Regions from separate parts of the Mus musculus genome. Here regions 2 and 3 are each linked to region 1. Evidence: chromatin contacts called from ENCODE Hi-C or POLR2A ChIA-PET data. All regions are on one chromosome and are shown on one strand. The core of a region is the stretch at or near the end of the contact, and the rest is flanking DNA. Distances in the headings are between cores, read along the strand shown. Region 1 holds the start of Bmpr1a (bone morphogenetic protein receptor, type 1A). Region 2 overlaps Bmpr1a (bone morphogenetic protein receptor, type 1A). Region 3 overlaps Ldb3 (LIM domain binding 3).

Region 1 (4,018 bases), core at 1,121-3,620:
CTTTTCACCCACTTCATTCTTCTCCCTAACAAATGTCAGAATGCAAAGTAACATGTTCAGAGAAGTCTTCCTAGATTCTCTAAGCAGCACCAGCACCAGGTCAGGTCTCCACTGTAAGCCTGTATAATACCCTACACTTTAATTATCATCACAATTACACTTAATTATATAGAACTCATCCTTCCACATGTCTCCCCCACTAGACTTTAAGCTCCACGGGTCCAGGGACAATATGTGTGGTTGCCCCCCACCCTTAGTGTGTCAGAATACAGCACATATCCCTCCAATGAAACACTGATGAAAACATGGCAAGGTTCTGTTTTAAGGGTGAGAAGTCCAGTGTTTAGATGGGACTAAGCTACAGCTCCTTTGTGAATGTGAAATCCTGTCAACAAGGAGTTAAGTCGATGGATGGTCACCAGAGTCGGAGCAGGAAAAATAAGTCCACTCCTGGCAGCCTCCACAGGACGGGTTATGGATGACTGCACTCTAATCTTACTTCAATTTTGCTCTATTTTGCAATTTCTCTTTAGTGACTATTTATTACTTTTGTAAGAAAAAACTTCAAAATGTTAATATGATTTGAAAAGAAAATATAACAGCCTGAGAGAAGAGCAAAATTATAGAAAAGTTTTTGTAAACTATAAGATCCTAAGTACATGTGTACTTTTAAAAATCCAATACCAGCCTGGTCTACAGCCACTTGAAGGCCAGCCTGAGCTATGTATTGAAACTCTGTATCAACACAACAGGAACAACAACAACAAAAACAACAAGACAACAGAGAGGATAATTCATGCCCCAATCGGTAAGAAAAGGAAATGAATCAAAATGTTAACTAGTAAGTGGGAGGAGGTCCTCTAGAAGGAAAATAGAATGGAGAAGAAATCCAAACCAAAGATCAACCAGTGAACTCTTCACTCTTAAAAGGGTAGGGAGAAGGAAAGAAAGTTAAAAAGGTCTCCCCCTAGATTTGGGGGGGGGGGGGCGGCGGCGAGGATATAAAACAGAGTACAGGTTTAATTAAAAACCCATTCCAATTTTAAATCTGTTTTCCATAAACTCTGGGTTCCCAAGAAGTGTTCATAGTTTAGTTCTGACACTAAAAAAAAAACAAAAAAACAAAAACTAAGATAGTTTTGTTCAACATCTTTTAGTTCGAGAACAATGATAAGCATTAAATTACCTTTTATTTTATCTCGAAGTTTAATTTCCCCTCACGAGCAAACACAAGTCGGTTTACAACTGAAGCAACACAGGAGTTCGTGAATAACTAGACAACGCTCCTAGGTCTTTGCACAATTTTGCTTTAGTAAGAAGGCCATACTCTTGAATACGACGTCCCTGGGTTCAATCCCGGCTCACTTATCTAAGTTATTTAAACCTCTGCGTCTCGGTTTCCTCTTCTAAAGCAACAAAGAATACAATAACCAGGGTTATCTTAAGAAGTAAATGGCGTGACACCGGTGCTAAGTTCGTATCATGTAGTCAGAACGGTTTGTAAGCTGTTTAAAAGAGAAAGCCTGCAGCTCTTTAACCAAATGAAAAAGATCCACACCACGACTTACAAGTCACAAAAACGCCAGGCACGACTAACACACGGCGTTATTATTTTTCTTCCCTGCCGCGTTGGAGGTTTGGGATTTTTGGTTTTGGTTTTTTTTTTTTAATTTTTAATTTTCCTTTTCTTTGCCAGATCTTTCCGCTAGGAGTCTGAAACGGGGGTTGGGGGGATGTAACGCAACCCAGCACAAAGTTTTACGAAATCGAAGTGCAGAATCACAACAGACATGGCAGCGGAGGCCGCGCAGAACAACAGGTGAACCAACTCGCAGGGACGGAGGGGGAAACCCGGCGCCTTCCCGCAGCCAAGTTGGCGGGCGGGCCGAGCACTTCGCCCGGCCTCCGTCCCCGCACTGAACACGCTTCGTTCTCGTTCTCTAGCAGGGTCCCGAGACCCAGTCCCCGCAGCAGCCGCCGCGCAGCTCCGGAGCGGGAGCAGAGCACCGTTCCCATTTAAGGCTTCCAGAAGCGTCCCCGGAGTGGTGCGAAGGCGAACAAAAGGGCAAGCGCGGGCGGGCCGGGCCGCGGGGCCGGGGGGTCTCTCCCGCAGGCCCCGCGGAGGCGCGTCGCGGCCTCCCCTGCGCCGCCACCGTCGCCCCCAAACTTCGCCGGCCTCCCGCGGCGCACCCGCACTCCGTCGCCACCCGCCAACTCACCGGGATCCCGAGAAACTCATCCTCCGGCGCTCGGCGCGGGCGGGCACGGACAGCCGCGGGGCGGCGGGGCCCGGCTCGGCCTCCGCCCTCGGCGTGCAGCGGCCCGGGCCCGGTCGCCCCTCGCGCGGCCGTACAGTCGTCGTCTCGCGCGGGGCCGACGCGCGGGAGCTCGAGCCTCCCTCCCCGCCCTTCCCTCCTCCCTCCGCCCTCCTCCTCCTCCTCCTCCGCGCGGCGGGCAAGCAGATTCCAATCTCTGCCGCCTCAGCCGCGGAGGACGCTCGCTCGTTCGCGGGGCGGGGGAGGGGCAGCGGGGGAGGGGGGAGGGGCGGCTCGGGCGAGCAAGAGGCGCCGGCGCGCGCGCACTGGGAAGGGCCCGCCAGCTCTGCGCGCACCCGCGCCGGGGCGCCGGCCCCGCCCCGGACACGAACCGAGCCGAGAGCTCGGCGGAAGCGCCCGAAGGGCCCGTGGAGTTCGGCGCCCCTCTGCCGGGAAGGAGGCCCGGCCGCCGGCACGGGGGCGCCAGGTTTGCCGAGGGGAGGGGGTCGCCCCTCAGCGCACGCCGCCGCCGCCACCGCACGCGTGACGGAGGGGCCCACTGGGGCAAAGCTGCGTGAAGTGGACGATGCGGGCACACTCCTTCTAGAGCCGGAGCTCGGGCTCCACGGGAGAAGCGGCCCGGTGGCTCCGAGGGCACCGAGGCTCCCGGTGCGGGATCGGTTGCCCGTCTCGTAGTTGTGGTTGCAAAGAAAGATGTAAGGCACACTGCATTCATTACTCACCCCCTCCCTTCCCCGTCCCCCGGTGCTCTCTGGTTCTGGCCCGCCGGGAGGAACGTGGAGGTGCACGCGTTCTCCGGATCACGTAGCGAAAGCCTGGTTTCGGCCCGGGGGCCCCGCCGCTGGGGTGGCTTGTGATCCGCGGGCCTGCGAATTCCTCGGGCGTAAGATAAGGAGCGGCGAGAGCCGGCTGAACTGAAGTCAGCGGACTATAAATACGACTCTCAATCCACCTTTGGCTCAGCCGAGTGACCTCGGATACCCTCCCGAGGCTCTTTCCATCCTTTTAGAAAAATGCAAAGAACTGTCACTACCTCTTTTCTCCCTTTCCCCTCTCATTCGCCATGCAAAATGCCCTTAAAAGTATTCAGTGGCCTGTGGATGAAGAAGGAAAAGATAATCCCTTTTTAAACCAGTCGTTAAATATATAACCTCTTCCGTTTAAGTATTTCAACAAATATTTCGTATTCGTTCTGTTAATTCACTTTTCTGAGAAAACTATAAATCTCTTGGGAAATTGTTTAAAATAGACAGAAGAAAGAGTGAAGGAAGAAACTGTGCCAGGCACTTCATACTTGTGTATTTACACACATTCTGGCCTGGAGGGAAAAAGCAAAACAAAACTTAGATCCCACGGTATTCCCTCATATTCAGCTGAAAATATGTACAGTCCCTTATATTCTAGTTTTAACTAACTGTCCTTCGTGCCCCCTTTCTCCTCCGTCAGCTTTTGCCTTTAGGGCCATCAGTGCCTCCATTGTCTTTTGTTACATTTGAGTCACATTCTCTCGTCTTTTTTCTGAGCTGTCTGGGTCTTGAGTCATTGCAATATTCTCACTGCACTGAAGGAATAGTGTGATATCAGAGAGGTTTCTTGCATCCACTAAAAATGGTGACTTTTCTTTCCGGATATTTCTATATACCACCCCTCTTGAATTTGAAAAGAAAGAGCAGACCTTTTGTTCTAAGAGATTTGAACTCGTTGGCCAAAGGCCTTATGCCTATCCATGTGTTATGACAGAG
Region 2 (4,018 bases), core at 1,081-3,580, 41 kb before region 1:
TTCTTCCAGAGGACCTGAGTTCAGTTCCCAATACACTCACTAGGTGGCTCACAATCACTTGTAATTCCATTTCCAGGGAATCCAACACCATGTTCTATCTTCTGTAGGAACACATACAGGTAGATATTAAAATTAACTCAAGATACATAAACAGACCAATAAATTGACTACAAAAGACGGGACACTAGACAGGTGAAAGGGAACTTAGGGAGAAGAACAATGGAGTTGGTCGTGAAAGACTTTCACGTATGTTGCTTACAGTTTTGTGTCTCTTGTGTAATCCCTTTAAAATGAAAGAAATAGTTTCTGAATCACCTAGATTAGAAATTACCTTATTAACAGTTACAACTATAAGGTAGTGCACAAGTCATCCAAATGAAGGACAAAGTTATCACTAAAGAATATGTCACTGAAGACTATCAAAACACTGTTAACTACTGTGGTTTAGCTGAATATCCCCTGCCGGTACAGGAGTAAGGCCTGGGTTGCAGGGTAGCACAACTGTGAGACAGTGCAGTCTTGTAGGAAGCCATCAGGTCAGTGAGGGTATGCTTCTGCAAAGGACAATGGAGCCAGCCTTCCTCTGGAACTGGGTGCTTGGGAGGTTAGTGATCTGCTGTGCCTCGGACTCCTGCCATGATGTGCTGCATTGCTAGAGGTCCAAAGCAACAAGGCCACTCAGAACTCTAAGCCAAAATAAATCTTTCCTCTTTATAAGTTAATTACCACAGATGTCTCATGACACTAAGGGAAGCTGACTAACACAGACAAAACTGGATCTCAAGGCAGTTCTTAATAGGCTACCACCTATTTGTAACACGAAAATATATTAAAATTATTAATTTGTAAGGAAGGTGATTCGAGAAGCTGAATAGTTAACACAAAGCTCTGGTGTTACAAGGACACTAAAGGACCACAAGTGAAGATTTTGTGGAAGCAGTACACACAATACACACAGTGCACAAAATACACAAGTACACACAGTCTGCCTTCAGTGATAAAGAAAGCATTTTTTATGACTTCATGTGAGGAGCGGGTGTGGCAGCAGCCCCAAGATGGCACCGGGACTGCAGCTAAGTCTCAAGACTTGCACCTGACTTCCTCATACACCTGAAAATAAGCCACGACCATCGTGAGAGCTGCGCAGGTGCACCATGATGCTGGCGGTGTAAACAAGTCCATATTTGGTGAAGACATGCCCCTGCCGCCCTGATTGGCTGAAGCTGCGTGCCTGGTGAGGTGACATGGCCTGCCGTGAGTGGATGGGGGCTGAGAGTATTTAAGAGTGAGAGGCCCGGGGTTCGGGGGAGAAAAAGATGAAGTGAGAGAGATGAAGACTGAAGCTTGCTGAATAAACTGCTGTTAGAAGAACTGGTGGTCGTGTCATTCTTGTTGGTCGAGAGCGGACATGACAACTTCATTTTCTTTAATCTTTTCCTTACCTCAGAGATGTGGCTAGATAAAACTGTAGTTCCAATTTCTCCGAACAGCTTTGACCTATGCTTCCATCTCATGAATTCCAAGACAGTATCAAAGCGATGCATATTTTCATAAATCTGCTTTAAAAAAAAAAAGACTTATTTAAGAAAAAGCTTTTAATGTCAGAATAAAATGTGTAAAAGAGCACTAAAAATTTTTCATAGGTAAAATTATTTATTTTCAAAGTAAAGTCAATGAACAATTACTGGCCAAAAGAAGATACAGTACTTAGGGAAATGACACAGTGCAATCTTCGAGGCAATTAGGTACAAATGTTTATGTTAAACTTAGGTTTTAATGAACAATACCAATTTAAAACAAATCAACTAAAAGAACATGAAACAATTTTCTTGCAATCTCACTTTTCCCTTTCTTGTAGACTGCCTAAAAATTTTTATTTGTTTAATATGGAGGGGGTCCATACACACTAACACTGTCCTTAAAGACCCTACTGCTTCAAGGGACATTTACAAAAATGCAAGATGGCAAACAATAACAATTTTTAATTTATTTAAAAATATACATGCTCACTTACACTATGGACTCCAGGAGCTCATCATCCTCCTCCTGCCTAGCGTAAAAATTTAAAACAATTTCATTGACTTTTTTTAATTAAAACTTCAAAGAGGAAAAATACTATGTTTCATACAGAAAGAAATTTTCAAAAGCAATATGAATATAACTATATCCTATCACAAGGTCAATCCTTTTGTCTTCAGACCATTCAATGACAGTATGCTGAGGTCTGACAGTCTTGGCAATAGTAACTAAATTCACATCACCTGGGGCAACTCAAGACCAGTCCAACATAGAAGACAGCAACCGTCTTTAAAGAGTCCACTCAGCAGATGGGCTGCCACAGAGAAATCTTTCATTGTCCAAGAAATGAGCAGACCCTGACAGCTATTAGTAACACTGTCTGCACTTAGGAGCCTTCTTGGTTCCTCTCAATGCTATCATTATCCACAATATAACCAGGCCCCAGCAGTTTTCAAACCTACTCTTAGAATGTCACTAAGAAATGAAGGAAGGGAAAATAGATTTGAAGGACTGGTGTTTTTATTTTTTTAATCCAAAATCTTTATATCTTAGAAAAATTTCCCCTAAGTTGATTAAATAAATAAACAACACACATACACACACACACACACACACACACACACACACACACACACACATATGATACTAGAGAAATGGCACAAAGTTTACTCTAAAATCATTTAGGGGGTTGGAGGGACTTGAGTCCACTCCAAACAGAAGTGAGATAATCACTGTGTTACATTAACTTACATAAAAGTAAAAATAGGCCATTGATGTACCTTTATTTAAACACTTTACCAGATAATTGCAATGGATCAAATGATGAATAACATGCAAACCATTGCTTATTACAACACTAATTATTATAACATTTTTTTTCACAGCAAAGAAAGATTTGAGTTTTAGGCTAAATTTAAAATTAATTTTTTAAAAGAGAAGAAACACATTATCCAGCCCCAATATCCAAATATACCATAATTCAAAATCCAAATTATTTAGTCTCCTGTTATGCTCTCATAGGTGAATAACAGGAAAATAATTTCAGAAACAAAAATTTAAAAGTTAATCTTGGAGGCTGTAGAGATGGCTCACAGGTAAGAGCACTAACTTCTCTTCCAGAACCTGGGTTCAGTTCCCAGCACCCACATGGTGGTCCACTACCATCTGTAACTCCTGCTCAGGGGATCTGACCTCTCCTTCTGACCTCAGGCACCAAGAATTCATGTGATGCACAGTCATACATACAAGCAAAACACTCACTAAAATAAATCTTAACAAACAAATCACAAACAAACCTAATCTTACAGCCTACTGAGAAAATCTTTCTGTACCTCAAAAGTTAAACAAAAAAAAAAAATGAAATAAAAAGATTTGCTTCACAGTACAGGTCTACAGATCATTTTTTACATACTAGAAATCCAAAAAATGCAGAAGAAGGACCTCTATAAATGCAAGCATAGATACAGGATTTACATAAGCAAAATGGTCCAAATCACTTAACTTACTAGGTCACTGTTAGCACTGTAAATATGTGTTCACAAGTTTTTGGCTTTTTTTTCTTTTCGTTTTTTTAAATAGCTTTTTATTGACTTAAGAGTTTCCCATCATGCATCTCTCCATTCCCTCATATCCACCCTTACAAACCCTTCCCCCAAAAAACCACACAAACAAAACATAGAAAACATCTCCTGGAAGCTGTAGTGTGTCCCACAATATACCCCTCTGTCCACACATCCTTCCTCACTTATGAATGTTCACGTGTTCAAGTTCAACCTTGTGTTCAACAAGGGATCTTATTAAAAAAAAAATCAAACACTGGGATTGGTAAGATGGCTCAGCAAGCACAGCTACTTGCTTGCCAAGCCTAGAAACCTGAGTTCAATCCCAGGACCCACATATCAGAGACAACTGACTCCTGCAAGTTTCCCTCTGACCTCCACACTTGTACCATGGCACATGCCCATGCACACAACAAAAACATACAAAAATGAACTGAAAT
Region 3 (4,018 bases), core at 1,110-3,609, 46 kb after region 1:
TGTGTGTGTGTGTGTGTGTGTGTGTGTGTGTGTGTGTGTGTGTGTGAGAGAGAGAGAGGGGGGGGGGGACGGTAGGACAGTGCATCTGGATTCCCAGGTTGGAATGAACTATCAAGTTCATCTCCAGGCCTTTCTGTCACAGGGAAAGCCCTAAAGCAGGTTTCCTGTTGGATGGCAGTGGGCAGGGAGCTGTGATTCTCTGAAGTCACATTACCAGGAATTGAACCTGTTTCTGGTGATAGAATGAATGACATCCTGCCCACCTCAATGGGTGTGGTGGGAACCCCTAGGAGGGACACAGCACAAGCATTTTGTAAAGTTGTAAGTCACAAAATCAGGGTGTTTTCACCCACCTCAACATTCTTACATGGCTTCCCACTGTCCAGAGAGTCCCAACATGCTAGGGACAAGGTGACTTTAGGGGTACTGTTAGAGGAGAGTGGGGAGAGGTGATCCCACAGAACTTCAAAGCAGCTTCATCCCTCTGTTGTAAGATTTAGGGTTCTGTATAAGTCTGTGTAAGCTGTGTCTTTCTCTCTTTGCTTTTCATTTCATTTCTTCTATCCTTTGTTTCCTTCTTGTTTTACAAGCCACAATCCTCTGTGCTGGTCTTTTTTTTTTTTTTTTTGGAAACAGGGTTTCTCTGGCTGTCCCTGGAACTCACTCTGTTGATCATGCTATTCTGGAACCCAGAGTTCTGCTTGGCTTTGCCTCTCAAGTGCTGAGATCAAAGGCCCAGCCAAGCTGTTTGTTTTTTGACATATAGCCCAGGCTAGTCTGGAACTCACTCTGTATTCCAGGTTGGCCTCAACAATTCAGAGATCCTGGTATCTCAGCCTCTTGAGTGCGGGATTACAGACATGTGCCTCCACACCTAGCTCTAAAAGGAATTAGGAATGAAAGCCGTGTGATCGTCAAGCCATGGCCTTATGTACTAAGCACCTGAAAGGCAGTTAGTCTAAATTGAGATGTGCTATTCAGTTTAAAAATCTGAAGACTTAATAAAAGAATATAAAGTATCTTAGTAATAATTATCTTATATTGATTGTATGTTAAAGCTGTTTATTTATTTTTAAATTTAATGTGTGCAGATGTTTGCCTGCATGTATGTCTGTGTACCTCATGCATGCCTAGTACCTAGGGGAAGCCAAAAGCGTGTTGGATTCTCTGGGACTGGAGTAAGTTGGCTGTGGGTCCTGTGGAAGAGTAGCTAGTGCTCTTAACCACGGGTCTGCCTCTTCAGCCCCTTGTTTGTGTGTTGAGCCGGGTCTCTACGTGTTACCCAGCTAGCCTCAAGTGACCTTATTTCTCAGCTTCTGAAATAGCTAGCATGCATCTGAATAGAGTCCAGCTCTGAACCATTTTTAATATACTGAGCTGTGTCTGGAAAAACGTCCCAGTGGTTAAGAGCATGTACTAGTAAAAGACTGGAATTGGATTGCCAACACTCATGTCTCATGGCTTATAACTGCCTTAAACTTAAGCTTCAATGGATTCCACACCTTCTTCTGGCCTATGTAGGCACCTGCGTTCTAGTGTACACACACACACACACACACACACACACACACACACACACACACACGCATTTGAGGCTGAAAAGATGGCTTTGGAGAGATGGCTCAGTGGCTAAGAGCACAAGCTGGGATCCAGGTTCAATTCCCAACCCCCTCGTGGCAGCTTACAACTGTCTGTAACTCCAATTCCAGGGGATCTGACGCCCTCACGTAAAGGCAAAACACCAATGTACACACAATAAAATAAAATATTTTTTAAAAGGTCAGGTGCAGTGGTGCACACCTTTAATCCCAGCTCTAGAGACCTGATCTACAGAGCAAGTTGAGAAACCCTGAATAAAGAACACAAAAAACTCAGAAATTTTCATATGCTGAGCTAAATAAAAATGTATTTAAATCAATTTTACCTGCCTTTTTTTTTTCCTAAAAGTGTCTGCCTCTCGGATGGTTCTTTGCAACAGTGGCTGCCAAGAGCTACTGGCTTTCACAGTGTTGCACAGGAGTTTGTGTAATAGCAAGAGGCAGAGTACTTGCGAGTCAACTTTACAGACAACCTGGAGAGCTTAAGTGGCTACTCGAGGTCAGCCAGCTTGCAAGCTTCCTATCTGAAACGCACCCTAATCAGCTCCTCTAAACCACTCCGAATGCAGAACCAGGCTCCAGCATGCTCCTTCCAAGTAAACCCCGCCCTCGCCCACCTTGCCTCCCTCTCCAACCGCTCCTTCGGTAGGGCAGACATTCTCTTCCTCCTATCCGAGGCTTTCCTGAACCGCCTTCGTTTTCCAAACCCCTACTCAAGGCCCCAGAGAGGAAGGCTGGAATCCTGGACCAGGTTCCTACCTCCTACCCGCTGGGGCTACAAACAGGAGGAGGACTTTCTCTTCCGGGCGGTTCGCCCGGGCAGATCCCTGGGGAGGGGGAAGGAGAAGGGAGAGGACATGCGGGGAGCACGGTCCCCTCTCCTCTCAGCTCCTGCCTGCTTCGCCCCTCTACGCTCCAAATGCCGTAAGAAACCTGATATCCCATCTCCGAGCCCCGGGCTGTTGCTATTTCTACGTGACGGAATTAAGCCGGTTCGAATTAGAAGGTGATATTTCATCTCTAATTGGCACGTTCAAAGGGCTCCTATCGCACTTGGCGGCCCCGGGACTGTGTAATTAAACAACAAGGTGATCTGAGTCACTTAGCCCGGGCTAAGTCGCCGGCAAGCGCCCGGGTCGCCGCCCGGCCCGCAGGCCGACGTGGCCATCCCGGGGACCAAGGTGTCCTCCGCCCACTGGCCCCAGGTGTTCTGGGGAAACGGATGCCCAGCCCAGGCGCCAGAGATAAGATGCCGGCTCGAACCCCGCCCTGCCTCCGTCCCCCACCCCCCGGAAGCTGCGGCCGGGGACTGGCCGCGAGCGGGCTGCTCGTGCTCGGCGGCGCCCAAGTCCCCGCAGCCCAGCAGAGGAGCGGGGTGCGGGCCCGTATCCCCGGCTGGCCTGGCAGCCTACCAGCCGCCCCCGGAGCCCGTTGCCAACCCAGCCTCCCTGGAGAGAAGGAAGGGTGGAGGCAGGCCTCTCCTCTGCTCCAGGCAGGGATGAGTTAACGTCTGCACAGTCTGGGAACCGTGGAAAGGCCTTGGCTCCTGCCGGTCTCCGCCGCCCAGGCCGCTGCGGGAGAAGCGGCTGGAGGGCCCGGCCGCCCCCTGGTGGGCATGCGGGGACAGGACAAGAAAGGTGCCGGGAGGGCCTGCGGTGCTGCTGGGAAAGGTCTGCACCTGACACTACTCCTACCGGCTTCTGCAAACGCCTTCCTGTGTTTCCTGGCCGCACTGAGTGATCATTCTGTCTCCTACGTAGGAGATTTGTACCGCTCCCCTTCCAAAATGCCACCTCAGCCTGTGGAGCTCTGACTTCAGAATTTCCTTTCCTCGGCCCAGAAGTGCAAGAGATGGCATCAGACTACAGATATTATTTTATCTCTGCAGATATAACAAGAGGTTATAGAAATCCTATCTTACTCAAATGAGAAAATTCAGGTCTGAGAGATGAGGTAGTTTGCTTATTCCTTACAGCAGGCTGGGTGTCCCACCCATGCTAAAATGTTTCCTGTCCATACTCAGTTCTGTTGTCGGTGAGCTTCATAAAGCAGGGGACTGATTCTGTCGCTCTAGTCAGGAAAGCCTCAAGAGAAAAGCTTCCTTGGGTCTCATCAATGCCTTATCAGGATGTGTTCTGGAGCCTAGACTTTGTGTTATTCTTTATCCCAAGTCTACTTGGCCAGTTCACACTTGTAGGACACAAGCCCCCTTCCTTCTCCCTTAAAATAACCCGTCTCTTTTCCCTAAGCAGGCCTGTAACTTATTCCCTTCCTCGTTTTACCACAAATGGTTTGTGCATTGGAAAAGTGTGTGTGTGTGTGTGTGTGTTCATGGGGTGAGGTCATAGGGTATTTGGGAAATGACACCTTTCATTCGATTTTGCTATGAACTGAAAACTGATCTTTAAAAAGTCTATTAA

What was found. Hi-C counts contacts between places; a loop is a spot of excess contacts on that map. ChIA-PET counts read pairs that join two places held with the same protein, here RNA polymerase II (POLR2A).
Region 2: a loop to region 1 is called in a map of gastrocnemius, with 2.6 times the contacts of the local background. The contact joins the enhancer-like site here to the promoter of Bmpr1a in region 1. A Hi-C loop is called at or near these places in 7 of 37 maps with a recorded cell type or tissue (gastrocnemius, heart and left cerebral cortex). POLR2A ChIA-PET finds 5 or more read pairs at or near these places in 4 of 5 experiments (Patski and embryonic stem cell).
Region 3: a map of left cerebral cortex shows a loop between it and region 1 (7-fold over the local background). The contact joins the enhancer-like site here to the promoter of Bmpr1a in region 1. A Hi-C loop is called at or near these places in 21 of 37 maps with a recorded cell type or tissue (CH12.LX, Patski, T-helper 1 cell and 8 more). POLR2A ChIA-PET finds 5 or more read pairs at or near these places in 4 of 5 experiments (Patski and embryonic stem cell).

Annotation. Positions count from the first base shown.
Region 1 is chr14:34,500,176-34,504,193 of GRCm38, forward strand. Bmpr1a (bone morphogenetic protein receptor, type 1A) reads right to left here and starts at 2,371. Exons shown (of 13, transcript NM_009758.4): 1 at 2,220-2,371.
Region 2 is chr14:34,459,057-34,463,074 of GRCm38, forward strand. It overlaps Bmpr1a (bone morphogenetic protein receptor, type 1A), which reads right to left. Exons shown (of 13, transcript NM_009758.4): 2 at 1,443-1,556. Among named protein-coding and RNA genes, the nearest start is that of Bmpr1a, 41 kb to the right of the region's middle. Within about 2 kb of position 2,331, at least 1 of the 3 ENCODE cell types and tissues checked has a DNase peak (open chromatin) inside an H3K27ac peak, as active enhancers do; it is gastrocnemius, where a contact is called at or near this core.
Region 3 is chr14:34,546,377-34,550,394 of GRCm38, forward strand. The region is part of intron 10 of Ldb3 (LIM domain binding 3); the gene reads right to left. Among named protein-coding and RNA genes, the nearest start is that of 9230112D13Rik, 26 kb to the left of the region's middle. Within about 2 kb of position 2,360, at least 3 of the 3 ENCODE cell types and tissues checked have a DNase peak (open chromatin) inside an H3K27ac peak, as active enhancers do; they include gastrocnemius, heart and left cerebral cortex, where a contact is called at or near this core.